Regions from separate parts of the Homo sapiens genome. Here region 1 is linked to region 2. A link is a loop called in an ENCODE intact Hi-C map of the cell type or tissue named here. Cell type or tissue: A673. All regions are shown on one strand. Links, peaks and the distances in the headings refer to the core of each region. The heading gives the core; the rest is flanking DNA.

Evidence for each region. Peaks named below come from ENCODE experiments on the same cell type or tissue, not always from the same donor. Only the 100,000 strongest peaks of a DNase experiment are listed, where the experiment ranks them.
Region 1: it touches region 2 in a loop (3-fold over the local background); 1 of 110 quality-filtered maps calls a loop at or near these places.

The regions. Positions count from the first base shown.
Region 1 is chr11:48,150,295-48,158,631 of GRCh38, forward strand. PTPRJ (protein tyrosine phosphatase receptor type J) reads left to right here. Exons shown (of 25, transcript NM_002843.4): 19 at 3,502-3,592; 20 at 5,507-5,580; 21 at 5,691-5,825. Among named protein-coding and RNA genes, the nearest start is that of MIR3161, 58 kb to the left of the region's middle. In A673, for the core only: no CTCF peak of the experiment used is centred there; a DNase peak (open chromatin) is centred at 4,077.
Region 2 is chr11:48,206,147-48,214,483 of GRCh38, forward strand. No RefSeq gene overlaps it. Among named protein-coding and RNA genes, the nearest start is that of OR4B1, 6.5 kb to the right of the region's middle. In A673, for the core only: a CTCF peak has its summit at 4,134; no DNase peak of the experiment used is centred there; H3K27me3 peaks cover 2,836 bases.

The DNA of each region.
Region 1 (8,337 bases), core at 54-8,053, 56 kb before region 2:
TAGGCAGTTGGGACATGGCTTTATTCTCTCTCCTACAGAGTCAGCAGTGCAGTTATATTACTCACAGACAATAGTGGCTCAAAGCCAGGTATGAACTCACACAAACAGGTTACATTAAATGGCTATATAACGCAAGGGGTTGTTGCGCTCCAAACCCTTTGCGTCATACTGTCCTGGATGTCTACCTTGGACTACTCCTGACTGAAGCACAGCCACTTTCCTTAGAAATTGGCTTGTTTTTCCTGAAAGTTAGAAAACTGTTAACAGAAACTAGGAATTCAAGTCAGGGAACTGTTAGCCACAATACTTAGGAAGCTATATGAGCTGGAAAGAAACCAAATGGGCATGTAGAGGTCTGGGGCTTGATGGCAGTGTGGCCTAGGATGGCTTGTGAGGCTCACTTCTGAAGCCCTGCACAAGGAATTTCTTGGCCAGTGTCTGCCTTTCAGTTCCCCATGCTGTGCTCCAACCAGCCCAGGAACCAGCCCTGCTCAGAGTGACCATGCACACTCGTCCTCCTGTGCTGCCCTGTCCAGCATCTCTGCCTTTGCTCTCTTGAAATCCTGCTCAGCACTCAGCACAGTGCACATGCTGCTTCCTCCATGGGCATTCTGGGATCCCATTAGGAGGACTTGAGTTCTGTGTGCTCAGACTGCCTTGTTTCCCCTGTTGCTTGTTACCAATATTCAGCATTTCTTTAATTCTGCCTTTTTGTAATGTTAGTTTTTTCTGTGTACAGTACACCTCTCCTCCAGGTTGCAACTGCTTGAAGGCAAGGGTTATCCTTTTTCCTATATTCTAACCTTTGTATTAGTTCTCTAGGCTGCCATAAAAAAGCACCACAAACTGGGAGGCTGAAAACAACAGAAATTTACTGTCTAGAGGCCACAAGTCCCAAATTAAGGTGTGGGCAGGGTCACACTCCCTTCTAAACCTCTGGGCAGCGCCCTTCCTTGCCTCCGCAGCTTCTGGGAGCCCCAGGCGTCCCTTGGTTTTGTGGCAGCAACACTCTGATGTCTGCCTCTGTGTTCACATGGCCATCTCCCCTCATGTGTCTATGTCTCTTTGTCTCTTTTCCTCCTATAAGGACACTAGTCATATGGGATTCAGGGCCCACTCTAATCTAGTATGATCTCATTTTAATTTGTTTACATTTGTAAAGAGCCTTTTTTTTTTATACTTTAAGTTCTAGGATACATGAGCACAACATGCAGGTTTGTTACATATGTGTACATGTGCCATGTTGGTGTGCTGCACCCATTAACTCATCATTTACATTAGGTATATCTCCTAATGCTATCCCTCCCCCCACCCCATGACAGGCCCCGGTGTGTGATGTTCCCCTCCCTGTGTCCAAGTGTTCTCATTGTTCAATTCCCACCTATGAGTAAGAACATGCGGTGTTTGGTTTTCTGTCCTTGCGATCGTTTGCTGAGAATGATGGTTTCCAGCTTCATCCATGTCCCTACAAAGGACCTGAACTCATCCTTTTATGGCTGCATAGTATTCCATGGTGAATGTGTGCCACATTTTTCTTAGTCCAGTCTATCATTGATGGGCATTTCGGTTGGTTCCAAGTCTTTGCTATTGTGAATAGTGCTGCAATAAACATACATGTGCATGTGTCTTTATAGCAGCATGATTTATAATCCTTTGGGTATATACCCAGTAATGGGATGGCTGGGTCAAATGGTATTTCTAGTTTCATATCCTTGAGGAATCACCACATTGTCTTCCACAATGGTTGAACTAGTTTACAGTCCCAACAACAGTGTAAAAGTGTTGCTATTTCTCCACATCCTCTCCAGCACCTGTTGTTTCCTGACTTTTTAATGATTGCCATTCTAACTGGTGTGAGATGCTATCTCATTGTGGTTTTGATTTGCATTTCTCTGATGGCCAGCGATGATGAGCATTTTTTCATGTGTCTTTTGGCTGCATAAATGTCTTCTTTTGAGAAGTGTCTGTTCATATCCTTCGCCCACTTTTTGATGGGGTTGTTTGATTTTTTCTTGTAAATTTGTTTAAGTTCTTTGTAGTTTCTGGATATTAGCCCTTTGTCAGATGGGTAGATTGCAAAAATTTTCTCCCATTCTGTAGGTTGCCTGTTCACTCTGATGGTAGTTTCTTTTGCTGTGCAGAAGCTCTTTAGTTTAATTAGATCCAATTTGTCAATTTTGTCTTTTGTTGCCATTGCTTTTGGTGTTTTAGACGTAAAGTCCTTGCCCATGCCTATGTCCTGAATAGTATTGCCTAGGTTTTCTTCTAGGGTTTTTATGGTTTTAGGTCTGACATTTAAGTCTTTAATCCATCTTGAATTAATTTTTGTCAGTTTCAGCTTTCTACATATGGCTAGCCAGTTTTCCCAGCACCATTTATTAAATTGGGAATCCTTTCCCCATTGCTTGTTTTTGTCAGGTTTGTCAAAGATCAGATGGTTGTAGATGTGTGGTATTATTTCTGAGGGCTCTGTTCTGTTCCATTGGTCTATATCTCTGTTTTGGTACCAGTGCCATGCTCTTTTGGTTACTGTAGCCTTGTAGTATAGTTTGACGTCAGCTAGCATGATGCTTCCAGCTTTGTTCTTTTGGCTTAGGATTGTCTTGGCAGTGCAGGCTTGTAAAGAGCCTATTTCTAAATAAGATCCCACTCATAGGTATTGGGGGCGAGAAATCCAACATATCTTTTTGGGGCACAGTTTAACCCATATCACCTCTACATTTCCACTTTGTTCTTTTGCTACCAAAACACCACGGGTTTGGTCTAGGTCCTGCTCCTCACCTTTACAGAAAGCCAATCACTGAGATGACAAATATTGCCGGGGAAGAAAGCTTTAATCGGGTGCTGCAGCCAAGGAGATGGGAGCTGAATCTCAAATCCATCTCGCTGACTGACTAAAACCAGGGGTTTATACAGCAGGAAAGAAATGTAACAATGTGTAAGAAAACAGGAACTAGGGGCTGGGCATGGTGGCTCACGCCTGTAATCCCAGCACTTTGGGAGGCCAAGGTGGGTGGATCACGAGGTCAGGAGATCGAGACCATCCTGGCTAACATGGTGAAACCCCGTCTCTACTAAAAATACAAAAAATTAGCCAGGCGTGGTGGTGGGCGTCTGTAGTCCCAGCTACTCGGGAGGCTGAGGCAGGAGACCGCGCCACTGCACTCCAGCCTGGGCGACAGAGCGAGACTCTGTCTCAAAAAAAAAAAAAAAAAAAAAAAAAAGAAAACAGGAAGTAGGGAGGGGCAAGGAGGCATCTGGTGCAGTGATCTGACTAGTTTCAGTTCTTTGTTACTCCCTGAAGGTCCTTTCCTGAGAAAGGAACTCAGATAAAACAAATACAAGTTTCAGGCTTTAATAGCAGAAGGGTAAATTTCTATGTTTATTCAAAAACAACTTGTCTATGGGACTGTTGGGCTGGTTTCACTGTCATATGCTATGCTAAATATGAATAATATTTGAAGACTAAATAAATGAACACCTCATTTGTTTTGTTTTCAGGATCTGAAGCTTGTTGGAATTAGTCAACCTAAATATGCAGCAGAACTGGCTGAGAATAGAGGAAAGAATCGCTATAATAATGTTCTGCCCTGTAAGTTATTTTATCTACAGCATCTTCTCTGTGTTCCATCAGTGGCCATCACATCTCTAAGTGTAGAGGGGAGGGAATCAGTGATCCTAAGTAACCACTTCCACAACCATTCATTAGTCACCTACTTCCACAACCATCCATTATTCACCTACTATGTGCTAAGCACTATATTTAGGTGCATTCTCTTAAATCCTCACAACAGCCTTATGAAGTAGGTAGTAGAATATTTGTTTTGCAGATGAGGAAAATGCACAGAGTGGTTAGGTGATCTTTCCAAGGTTACACAGGTAGTGACGGGAAAACTCGGCTTTGTACTAGGTCTGTCTGTCTCAGTAAGGGAAAAGGCCAGAGTCTGTGTTCTTAACCCCTCTGTCTCACAACTATTTATTTCAGTTCTATAATTCTGGAATGAAAGTGAGCAGAGGGAGACGGGGAGTCACACTCTCTGTGTCCAGACACATGGGCTGAGTGAATTCCACAGCTAAGTATGACTTATATTTAGCTCATTTCCTGTTTTTGAGAATTAACAATGTCTGCATCTTAGTCAACAGGATTACAGCAAATTGAGTTTAAAATAAGAATTATTTATTACATCAAACCATTAGATGAAATGTAAATAATTCTCCATTGAAAGTTCCTTGTAATCTCTCTTTTGGGTGGGGATTAGGGCACAGAGAGGAGCATAAGCAGATTGTAGCCATGTTCTGATGGAGCTGAAATTGATAGACTTTGCAGATAATTTTTACATCAGGACGTCATCATCTTTATTCGAAGCCGTGTTTTTCATTCCTGGACTAAAACATTAAGTTCTTTTTAAATTCAGCATTTTCTAGTTCTTGGGTTCTTTCTCTCCATTTATTTCCTTGTACTTGACAAGGAGTATTGGCCCATGTTCTGAGGGAAATGCTTTTAAAACTAGGCTGGGGGTATTGCCCTTGTAAGGGTAATTTGGGATTATTGGCCCCTTTTTGTGAATGTCTGTGGAGATTCTCAGATCTGGAGTGGGAGCTGGGAAGTGGGTGTTTGGGTATTGTTCTTATTGGGAAGCCTTTAGGCTGAGACTCAGGTCAGTACTAGACTTAGCATTGTTATGTTATTTTGTCCAGAGGAGGGTGAGGTAGTACAATCAGAGACGGGGAAACTGAGGTGGTGCTGCTTCTGGCTCAGCCTGACACTTGCAGTTCTAAGGTTATTATTTCATCTCTTAAGTTGGGCAAGTTTGTGTGTATGCTTTTGAGATGACAATAATATTTATAAAACATAATTCTGTGTTTTAGACCCTCCTACTCATAGTAGTCTTATACATTCAATTTATACTTGAACTTGGTACTCTGTTTTTATAACAACTTGTTTATATGAGAATAGAGGCAGAGTAGAATGGTTAACCTAGGGACCTACCCCGTCCTAGTGGAAGGGGCACTAGATTTGAATTTTGACTGCCCCTCACCAGATATATGAACTTGGAGAAGTCACTTAATCTCTGTAACCCTCAGTTTCCTCATCTGTGAAACAGGGCAGTGGCTTGTAGGGTGGTTTTGAGGAGTAAATAAAATTGTTTAGCATATTCCCTCATGGTAGACACCTGAGGATGCTAATAGTAACAGGTTCATTTTATGTGAGAAGGCATCTGGTGTGGTTAAGATCTTGGGTCCTGGTGTCAGGCTGCAGGTTCAAATCCTGGCCCTGCCACTCATTAGCTCTGCTCTGGTGATCATGTGACTTCTCTGTGCCACGGTCATATAGAGTGACCATGAGGATTAAATGAGGTGGTCTATATGAAATGCCACACTGTGCATCTTCAAAGACACAAGTCCCAGTTTTGCCATTTTGAATTTCATTTTTTTTTCTGTTTTGTGTCCAACTTTACTAAAACATTTGCTTATAATGGGGACCTTTTTTCTTTTAATGTCACAGATGATATTTCCCGTGTCAAACTTTCGGTCCAGACCCATTCAACGGATGACTACATCAATGCCAACTACATGCCTGTAAGTTGGGGGACGGTCTCACAGCACTGGACTGTTTCGATGAAATCTTCAGTGTGCTTTGCTTCTTTCTGTTTCTTTGAGGTTGACTATGTGCTGTTTCCCATTTTTAGGGCTACCACTCCAAGAAAGATTTTATTGCCACACAAGGACCTTTACCGAACACTTTGAAAGATTTTTGGCGTATGGTTTGGGAGAAAAATGTATATGCCATCATTATGTTGACTAAATGTGTTGAACAGGGAAGAGTAAGTATCTTTTTTAGTTTTTAAAATTTAAAATTACATTAATTGCTTTTTATTGTGGCAGAAGGGTATCTTAAAAACCATTTGTTTCTTTAAAAAAACTCAAACATTAGCACTTTATTCTTATAAACTTGTTTTCTGTCTTTTTTTCCCCATAAGAGAAATGTTTAAAAACATTCTTTAAACAATTCTATTTTGTCATTATCTTTTTTTTGGACAAATATCAGTGTCTTCTGTTTATTACGTTGCTGCTGGAGTTAGTAAATAGCAAAATCTCCCAGGCCTAGTGCAAGATGCTGTTCACGGTGTGGCTCTGTTCTTCATTGGCCCCATGAACACGGACAAGCCCATCATGTCTCTAAGCAACCGGTGTCTTCATCTGTGAGATGAGGGTTTTCATCAGCTCCATGATTTTCAAATTTAGGTTGAGCACTGAACCCCTCCTGCCTCCACCCCAGGGTTTTTTTTTTTTTTTTTTTTTTTTTTTTTTTTTTTTGAGACAGGGTCTCCTCTGTCAGCCAGCCTGGAGTGCAGTGGTGCGATCATGGCTCACTACAGCTTTGAATTCCTGGGCTCCCTCCCACTTCAGCCTCCTGTGTAGCTGGGACTACAGGCGTGCACCACATGCCTGGATAATTTTTTTTATTTTTAGTGGAGGCAAGGTCTCACTGTGTTGCCCAGGCTGGTGTCAAACTCCTGACCTCAAGTGATCCTGCTTCCTTGGCCTCCCAAAGTGTTGGGATTTCAGGCGTGAGCCATCACACCTGGCCTGGAACCATTTCTTTAAGCAAAATCTCAGACTTATCCCTGGATAAGCCTCAGCAGCCTCCTCTCTCCTGCAACGTCCTGAAATCCCTCTTCTGCTTCCATCAAAGATAAGATTTTTTTTTTTTAGATGGAGTCTCACTCTGTCGCCAGGCTGGAGTGCCGTGGTGTGATCTTGGCTTTTGCAACCTCCGACTCCCTGGTTCAAGCGATTCTCCTGCCTCAGCCTCCCAAGTAGCTGGGATTACAGGCAGGCGCCACCATGCCCAGCTACTTTTTGTATTTTTAGTAGAGACAGGGTTTCACTATGTTGGCCAGGATGGTCTCAATCTCCTGACCTTGTGGTCCACCTGCCTTGGCCTCCCAAAGTGCTGGATTGCAGATGTGAGCCACCGCCCCTGGCCAATATTTTTTATAGTAATAAAATTCTGCATTTCCATGAATTGATGTGAAGAGAACTGAAAAACACATGCTAATCTAAAAAAATGCTGTGCCTTAGGAATGGGACTTAATGTTGCTTTATGAGTTGTTTTTAAGTGTAGGTTCATTGCTTGAGGAATAGGATTCGATTCCTTAAGCCAGTGGATCTCAAACTTTAGCATCCATCAGCATCACCAGGAGGGTGGTTCTACCCTCAGAGTTTCTAATTCGGAATTGCGTTTCTGCCAGTTTCTGGGTGATTCTACTGCTGTGGCACCAGGGTGCACACTTGGAGTGGTACTGTCCCCAGGATAGTGGGAGCCCTTCAGGCATCATTTCTTTTATTGTTCTTTAATTCATGGTAAGCTAGCAGATGTTTATCCAGCCCCTGGTATATGTAAGATCCTGTGCTAGGGGCTGAGGATGGAGGAGGGAAAGATAACAGAGCAGTAAGAGATGACGCCCATCCTCATGTTGCTTGTGATAGAGGGTGGGCTCCTTACCCTCTTGTTGAATCAGGAGAATAGGCTGTAATAGAAATAAAAGCGTTTTTAAAATGAATGCTGATAGGCTGGGTGCAGTGGCTTACAGCTGTAATCCCAGCACTTTGGAAGGCCATGGTGGGCAGACCACCTGAGGTCAGGAGTTTGAGACCAGCCTGGCCAACATGGCGAAACCCATCTCTACTAAAAACACAAAAATTAGCCAGGCGTGGTGGTGCATGCCTGTAATCCCAGCTACTTGGGAGGCTGAGGCAGGAGAATGGCCTGAACCCAGGAGGCGGAGGTTGCAGTGAGCCAAGATTGCACCACTGCACTCCAGCCTAGGCAACAGAGCAAGACTCTGTCTCAAAACAAAACAAAACAAAAAAAGAAGAATGCAAATAAGCTTTTTAATACTGTTGAGCCCAGGGCCTTATACATGAAACATTCTTATAAATCTATCTGTTAGACAAACAAAAATGACATAATTACATTAATGGAGAACATGAAGATGAATTTAAATGGTCTTTTGTTCATCTAAAATCAAGATTGAAGTTAGTCTTAGTGACCCTGGGTGAATGGGGAAGGGAGTGTATTTTCTGCACTAGATTCTCCATATATGTTATTTTTTTTCTGTAACAACCCTGTGAGGTATTATGATTTCATAGATGAGGTAACTGAGGCTTGGGGAGTTTAAGAACTTGCCCACAAGGTAGGAACAAAAATATACCTGGTAAGAGGCTGAGCTGGGAATCAACTCCATGTCAGTGTGTATCCAGATCCTGGGTTGTTTCTTTGGAACCTGGGTCTTTAAAGAAATACAGATCCCGCAGCCAGAGTCAGAATCT
Region 2 (8,337 bases), core at 209-8,208:
TATAACCATTTGCTGTTTGACAAAGTCAACAAAAATAAGCAATGGGGAAAGGACTCCCTATTCAATAAATGGTGCTGGGATAACTGGCTAACCATACGCAGAAGAATGAAACAGGATTCCTATGTTTCACAATATATAAAAATTAACTCAAGATGAGTTAAAGACTTAAATACAAGACCTAAAACTATAACTATAATAGAAAAAAGCCTAGAAAATACCATTCTGGACATAGGCCCTGGCAAAGATTTCACATTGAAGATGCCAAAAGCAATGGTAACAAAACAAAAATTGACAAATGAGACCTAATTAAATTAAAGAGTATTCTGCACAACCAAGAAACTATCAACAGAGTAAATGGAAAACCTATGGGATAGGAGGAAATATTTGCAAACTATGCATCTGATGAAGTTGTAATATCCAGAATCTATAAGAAAATTAAACAATTCAACAAACAAAAAACAAATAACCTGATTAAAAAGTAGGCAAAGGACATGAACAGACACTTCTCAAAAGAAGACATGCAAGCAGCCAACAAACATATGAAAAGATGCTGAACATCATGAATCATCAAAGAAATGCACATCAAAAGCACAATGAGATATTATCTCATGCCAGTGAGAATGGCTATTATTAAAAAGTCAAAAAATAGCAGATGTTGGCAAAGCTGCAGTGAAAAGGGAACACTTGTACAGTCTTGGTGGGAATGTACATTAGCTCAACCACTGTGAAAAGCAGTTTGGAAATTTCTCAAAGAACTAAGACTTGAACTACCATTTGACTCAGCAATTCCATTACCAGGTACATATCCAAAGGAAAATAAGTTGTTCTACCAGAAAGACATATGCACTCATATGTTCATTGCAGCAGTATTCACAATAGCAAAAACATGGAATCAACCTAGGTGTCCATCAATGGTGGAATGGATAAAGACAATGTGATGCATATATACCATGGAATACCGTGCAGCCATAATACTCATGCTCTTTGCAGCAATGAAATCATGCCCTTTGCAGCAACATAGATGCAGGTGGAGTCCATTATCCTAAGTGAATTAATGCAGGACCAGAAAATCAAATACTGCAGATTCTCATTTACAAGTGGGAGCTAAACATTGGATACACATGGACATAAAGATGGGAACAATAGACACTGGGGCTACTAGGTGGTAGAGAGAGAAAGGGGAACAAGGCCAAAAAGCTACCTATTGGGTACTATGATTACTATCTGGGTAACAGGATCATTTATTCCCTAAACTGCAGCGTCATGCAATATATCTATGTAAGAAACCTGCACATGTATCCACTGAATCTAAAATAAAAGTTAAAATAAAAAAACACTTTATTTCCTTTGGTTGATTTTCTGTTTTACTTTTTTACTCTTTATTATATTTTAATTTGAATATTCTCCATTTGGTACCTTAACCTTTATTATTGATATAATTTTTCTTTTTGTCCTATATTTTCCTGAATTCAATCAAGTCTCATTTCATCTCTTTGTGATCTTAAAATTCCATTTCTGTTCTTAATTTTTATGTTCCTCAAAGTGTTATTTTTATATATAAATTTTTGTTTGAGGATATTTAATTCAGTTTTGAGTACTGTGTTGCAGATTTCTTCAGCTTTGCAGTTGCATTTTAAAAAAGAATTTACATCGCTTTATTAGCTGAGTGCTTTTATTCACATTTTCATGTCTTTTCACAAGACTTTTGTTTGGATATAGTTTTCCTCCTTTTTTTCCTATGGGCATGGTTTTGATTTTTTAAATTTATTTATTTATTTATGTATTTATATATTTATTTATTTATTTATTTACTTTGCAAGAGTGATATAGCTCCTGCTCCTCTAGTGTCCCATCCTTACTGTCAGCAGGAAGAAGAAGGAAGGCAGAAAAGTCAAGGATGAAGAGCAAAGTGCTGACTAAACAAACCAATTAAGTCTGAACTCTTTAGAAAGTTTCCAGATGCTTATCAAGTGACCTTTGCTTGCGTTTTATTGGCCGGACTTGGATCACATTGCCACATCTAGCTTCAAGGGAGTCTGGAAATGTGACTATTTTCCTCTGGGCAGGATTAGAAAAGAATAAAGCCAGTAAAGGCATTAGCAGTATTTGCCATAGAAGAGGAGGAAAAATGTTTTTATTAGACACTTCCTTGTTCATGGAAGAAATATTAGTAATTATTTTTGGTGCTCCTAATTTGATTTTTAATTTATTGCCTTTTTGCTATGAAATGTGATGCAAAGACCTACACATTAAACTGGATAATAGTCCAACTGCATAAATTTAAAATCCAAATAAACACTTATGGAACCTCTACTATGTATGAAGCATTGTGTTAGATAACCATTTAACATAGGTTATTTCATCTCCCATCTAACAATCCTGAAGGTATGCATTATCGTGGCCATTTAACAGATGAGAAAGGTGAGACTAAAAGCTGCTAACTAAATTTGCTTTCTTTTAAAAATTTTTTTTAAATTATACTTTAAGTTCTGGGGTACATGTGCAGAATGTGCAGTTTTGTTACATAGGTATACACATGCCATGGTTGTTTGCTGCACCCATGAACCCATCATCTACATTAGGCATTTCTCCTAATGCTACCCCTCCCCTAGTCCCCCACCCCGTGACAGGCTCCAGTGTGTGATGTTCCTCTCCCTGTGTCCATGTATTCTCATTGTTCAACTCCCACTTATGAGTGAGAACATGCAGTGTTTGGTTTCCTGTTCTTGTGTTGCTGACTTAATTTTCTAGGGTTACCAAGCTAGTAAGTGGTGAAAACAATCTGACATGCGTTTTTCCTGATGCAGCCTTTCCACAATGCAGTTTTTTTCAAAACTGAACATTTTTTAAAGATCACTTTTAGTCAGGTGGTATATCTTCACTAGTATATAAATGCTAGTAATTTGTTCCAAAAGTTCCCTTTCCTCATAGGTACAAAAGACATCCCACATGACGTTTGCAATATTTCCCTAAGAATTGGCATCTACTCCTCAATGTGTAATTAAAGGTAGAGAATGATGCAGCTCAGAGAATTCAGGAGATTATTTTTTGTTATTGTTATTTATTTATTTTTTTTGAGACAGAGCCTCACTGTTGCCCAGCCTGGAGTGCAATGGCACGATCTTGGCTCAGTACAACCTCTGCCTCCCAGGTTCAAGCGATTCTCCTGCCTCAGCCTCCCAGGTAGCTGGAATTTCAAGCACACCACCATGCCGGACTAATTTTTGTATTTTTAGTAGAGATGGTGTTTCACCATGTTGGCCAGGCTGGTCTCAAACTCCTGACCTCAGGTGATCCACCTCCCTCGGCCCCCCAAAATGTTGGGATTACAGGCATGAGCCACCACACCAGGCTGCAGTTTTCTTGACACTCTTCTCTTTATGGTGCTTGCTGCTCTTCTAGGTCTCACTTGGCGGCCCTCTGGAAGCTCATGATTCCTCTTTGTAACAAAGTGGCTGCAGCAGTTCTAGACCTTCGCTCAACACTATTCAGAGCAAATATTTCTGTCTCTTCTGGTATCTTCTGTTTAAGATAGAATAAAGATAGAATAAGCTTTTTGTTTTTTTTTTTTTTTCCTGTAAATACCTCAAATGCCTTGCTGTCTCCCTGACTAGGTTACTTTCCATCCCTGAACCAAAGGGGTGGTTTTTGTAGATCTGCTTAAGCCAATTAAAGTCCATTTCTAGGTGACCAACATTATGCAAAATACATGGCTGGGGCTGGGGTGGTGTGCTTTCACCAAAGAAAATCTGGGTAGTTTTGACAGCAATAGAAGAAAATAGTATCGACAGAAGAATAAAAATGCTCAAGAAGCAAATTGCAGAGTTGCTGTCAACATTAAAGACAATGACTGCAAAATGTTTGGGATAGTGCCTGGCACATAGTAGGTACCCAATAAATAGCAGCTATTATTATTATTGGGGCCATCATCAATATCTTCATCACTTATGGGGCGCTTAGGAGAACAGAGTCTAAGTGATCTTGAAGTGTAGAATGTTAGAACAAGAAGGGATGTGAAAGATAATTGAGACCAATTCTGTCATTTCATGGCTGTGAAACTACAAACCATGGAGGCGATGGAACTTGCCTAAAGTCCCCCTGCTGGCGGCCGGTCACCCTGACCTATCCTCTCTTTTCTTCTCCCTTCAGTTGCATATTTCCGTGGTTAACTCAGAAAACTCTCCTAATGTCTCTAGCTGCCTTCTCTCAGAGCGTAACTACCAGATGGTTGGGACTTCATAAACGTCTGTCAATGAATTAGTTGAAACACATTTTGGAACTTTTCCTAACTTGCAGTTTATTGGCAAAATTTCACACTAGAGACAAGAAATTCCATTGGGAAATTTAGTTCCCTGATTACAGCTTGTGGGTCAATTTATTTCAAATAGTTCAAAGCATCTCAATGTTGAAAAACAATCATTGGTCTTCTAGTGAGTGGGTGGGTTTTCTAAACTAAAAACCAGAATTAAAAAATCATTATTTAGTTGCTTCCTGTAGTTTAGTTTTTTCTGTTTCTCAATAGTTGATCCAAAGATTGGCCAGGGGATTGGTTTCCTGAATCCTTCCTTTTGTAATTTATCCACATCAACATAGGCTGTTCATTTTATGAAAGATCACAGGACCCCGGGGAATTTTGTTGTGTGGAAACAAGATTTACTTGTTCATTGGCAACAAAAATCATAAAATCAAGATCACTAGAAAGGAATCCCAGGGTCATGGAAAGAGCACTTATTTGTACCTCAGCAACTTGATTAATAAATAATGAGCTGTGTAACTTTGAAAGGTCAATTAAATTCTCTGGCCCTTTATTGCATCATCTGAAAACTAAGGATATTGAATTGATGGTCTACAAATTTATTCAGCTCTAAAATTTCTTTGATTTCACCTGATGCCTTAGCTAAGATGAAGTGGTTTAATCTGCTGGGGTGCTTTCAATGCAGATGCAGAAGCTGAGTGGAAGATTCTTGTTCTGAAGAGGGGCCTCCTGTGTTGCAAGTCACACTCCTTCAGTCCCGTCAGCCCTGGACACCCCTCTGAATGATGAGCACTTGCCACCGAGGAAGAAAATTTTCCTCAGCCTAGGGAGAAGGAGCCTCCCATTCCATTCCCTGTTCTAAGGCTGAATATTACCCAAGGAAGGTAGGTAATGCCCTATCCAGAAAGAGTTCTCAGGTTCACTGAGCATGAGTTAGAGGCGCCAAATCTCTGTGTGACCTAGGGTGAGTCGCTTTCCTAGGCTCAGTTTCTGACTCTGTAGAAAGGAGAGGCCTGGATAGGATGTGTCTTAAAGTTCTGCCCGGCTTTCACTTTCTGGGATTCCATGCAGTACCACTTGGGGGTCCAAAGGGGTGGTGGGAAGGAGACCTTGTGATGTGGCTTTGAGCTCATAGCAATGGGTCTTCCAGGCTCTCTCTCACTTACTGCTTCGTTCCTGTTGTACTTCTCTCACTGGGGCTTCACGTTAGAGGATACAATTCTACCTAGTTAGTGTTTAGATGATAATTTTCCAACCTAAGCTTTTACATGTAATCCATGACCCAATGGTGAGGGATTTATTTGGGAAAGTGCTGGAAAAAAGAGGTGGTAATTTATTATCAAATAGCTGCTTTTATCTTGGGGAAGGTGGAAAGAGAAAGCAGAAAGAAATGTAAATAAATACCAGAAAATCTGAGCTAAGAAAAGCTACTATTTATGGAAAGTTTTGTATTTGCTGGGCAACCCTGTGAAGTACTTTATATATTTTATCTCACATCTAATTCTTGCAACAACTATGCCAGATATAAATTGCTACTCTATTGAAAAAAAAACTGTTAATAAGGGCACATGATAGGTGAGCGGTAGAGCTAAGAGTTGGCTCCCAATTTCAACACCCACCCTCTTTACCACTGCTTTAGACCAATTCCTGAGAAGAGTGAAAGGCAGCTTAGCCAGGGGTCCTTGCTTTGTTTTCATCTGTCCTTTAGAGGACGCTGAACCATGAACTATTTCCTCCACTAAAAGGCAGGTCACTTGCCCTTCTGGATTCATCACCTCTGTGCTCTCACGATGACTTCATTAAGCCATCTGACATAATTGTATTAAATTCCCCTAATAGGCTTTTTTGTTTGTTTTTAAAATATATATCATGTGGCCCATTATGGTAACCTTCTCAGCATAAGGACTTATGATGTGTGCGTGTGTGTGTGTAAGAGATTTAGCACTTTAAGTGAGAACTGGGCAATTCATGTCCAAGTAACACTGGACAAAAGAAAGGACAAAAAATGTCTTCTGGAAAACATAATGATGTTAGGGTCCTCCCCACTCAGCTCATAGAAGATAATCTAGAAGTAGATAAAGTATCTCAATTGCAAAATTGCAGCATGTGTGACTTTGACCCAGTGCAGTTAAATGCTTATTTCTGAAATAAAAATGATCTACATTGTTCATAATTTTATATACTTGGTGAGAAAGAGTCTCAGGTAGGTTATAAGAGGTCAACAGACTTAAAAGAAAATGTAGAGAGATAGCATTAAAGAATCTAGTTTTTTTCTTATCAATCTACTGGTTAATCAGTTTATCATCAACCAAGGGTCTACATATATACTGTGTACCATCTGTGAGGCTGACATTTAGGTGCTGTGTGGGTTCAAGGCGTAACAAACTTCAACTCTTTTTCTAACGACAAACAGATGACTGTAATGCCACAATGAGAGAGAGAAAAAAAGAGACTGTATAAAGATAAAGTGTGATGCATTTTGTGCTTTCAACTGTAGGTGGTAGAATAACTTCATTTATGTATTTAAAAATTCAATTAAATGAACATTTGCCGAGAAGTTATTTGGAGGATTCAGAGATGAATAAAGTCAGCAAAGAAGACAGATACAGAAACAAAAATGACAATAAAATATGCTAACTACTTCAGTAGAAATATGTAAAAAACATGGAAGAAGGCTGGGCATGGTGGCTCCCACCTGTAATCCTAGAGCATTGGGAGGATCACTTGAAACCAGGAGTCTGAGGCCAGCCTGGGCAACATTGTGAGATGCCATCTCTACAAAAAAATTAAAAAATTACCTGGGCCTGGTAGCATGCACTTATAGTCCTAGCTACTGAGGAGGCCAAGGCAGAAGGATCCCTTAAGCCTAGGAGTTCAAGATTACAGTGAGCTATGATCATGCCACTGCACTCCAGCCTGGTTGAAACAGTGATACCTTGTCTCAAAAAAGTAAAACAACAACAAAAGCAGGCAAGAGGTGTTTCCTGGCAGTGCAGCGATGGGTGGTGTTTGACCTGAGTATTAAAACAAGAAGAAAAGTTAGAGAGTCAAGGCATGTGCACCAACCAAGCAGAGGGATTAGTTTATGCAAAGAGACAGTTTTTTAGAATGATATATCATTCAGAATGGCTGGAGTACAAGCTCCAGTTGAGAGTGATGGCAACTGAATATAGAAAGATGAACAAGCTCCAGTTCTGGAGAGTCTTAATGTCATGCTGATGGTATTGGATTTAATCTCGTAGTCAGTGGAAAACCGTTGCTAGATTTCAAGTCAATGCATGACTTGATCAGATTTGCATTTTAGAAGTATAACAATCATAATAACTTACATTCTTTGAGGGCTTGCTATGAAATGAATACTGTGTGCCTTCTTGCATTTAGCAGAAGGATGACTTAAACTGATTTCCAGAGTTGAGAGCAGAGATAAATAGTAACCAGAGAAAGCTTCCTAGACAGCGGACCTTGTAGACTAGCTGGCACTTGGAGAGGGAAGCAAAAAGGGGTGATACATCAGGTAATGTGAAAAGTAGGAAAGATTCACCTGTGTTGGGGATCAACTTGTATTTATGAGAAGGTGAGGAGACCTCTGAATAGAACTGAGATTGTGTGCGGTTTAGTGCCCCGTAAAGTGGGTTCGAAGGGGCCTGTGGAGGTCCTGTAGAGGTTTCTAAAAGTCAGATGGAAGAATTTAGGATGGATTACCAGCCAACAGGGAGACAATGGCAATTTCTGAATGACTTGGAACTGAGGGAAGAGGAAGAATTTCTAACGTGAGTATGTAGAATAGACTGGGGATGAAGACTGGGGATGTCTGGGGACAGATGAAGTATGTAGGTGTCTGCAGTCATCCTCATGTGAGTTTATGTCCTACTTGAAGATGGCAGCTGCAGGAAGACAGAGGAGGAAACTGGTGAAATCAACAGGACATAAAGATTGTGTAAATATGACAGGTGGAGGAGGCATGAATTAGATGTGACTCCATGGTTTCAATCCTGAGGGACAGGGAAAATGATGGTGCTGCTATAAGGCCCAGTGTGAGAGGGGTTTCTTCAGCTCACCTGCGCTGGAAGAGAATGACAGAT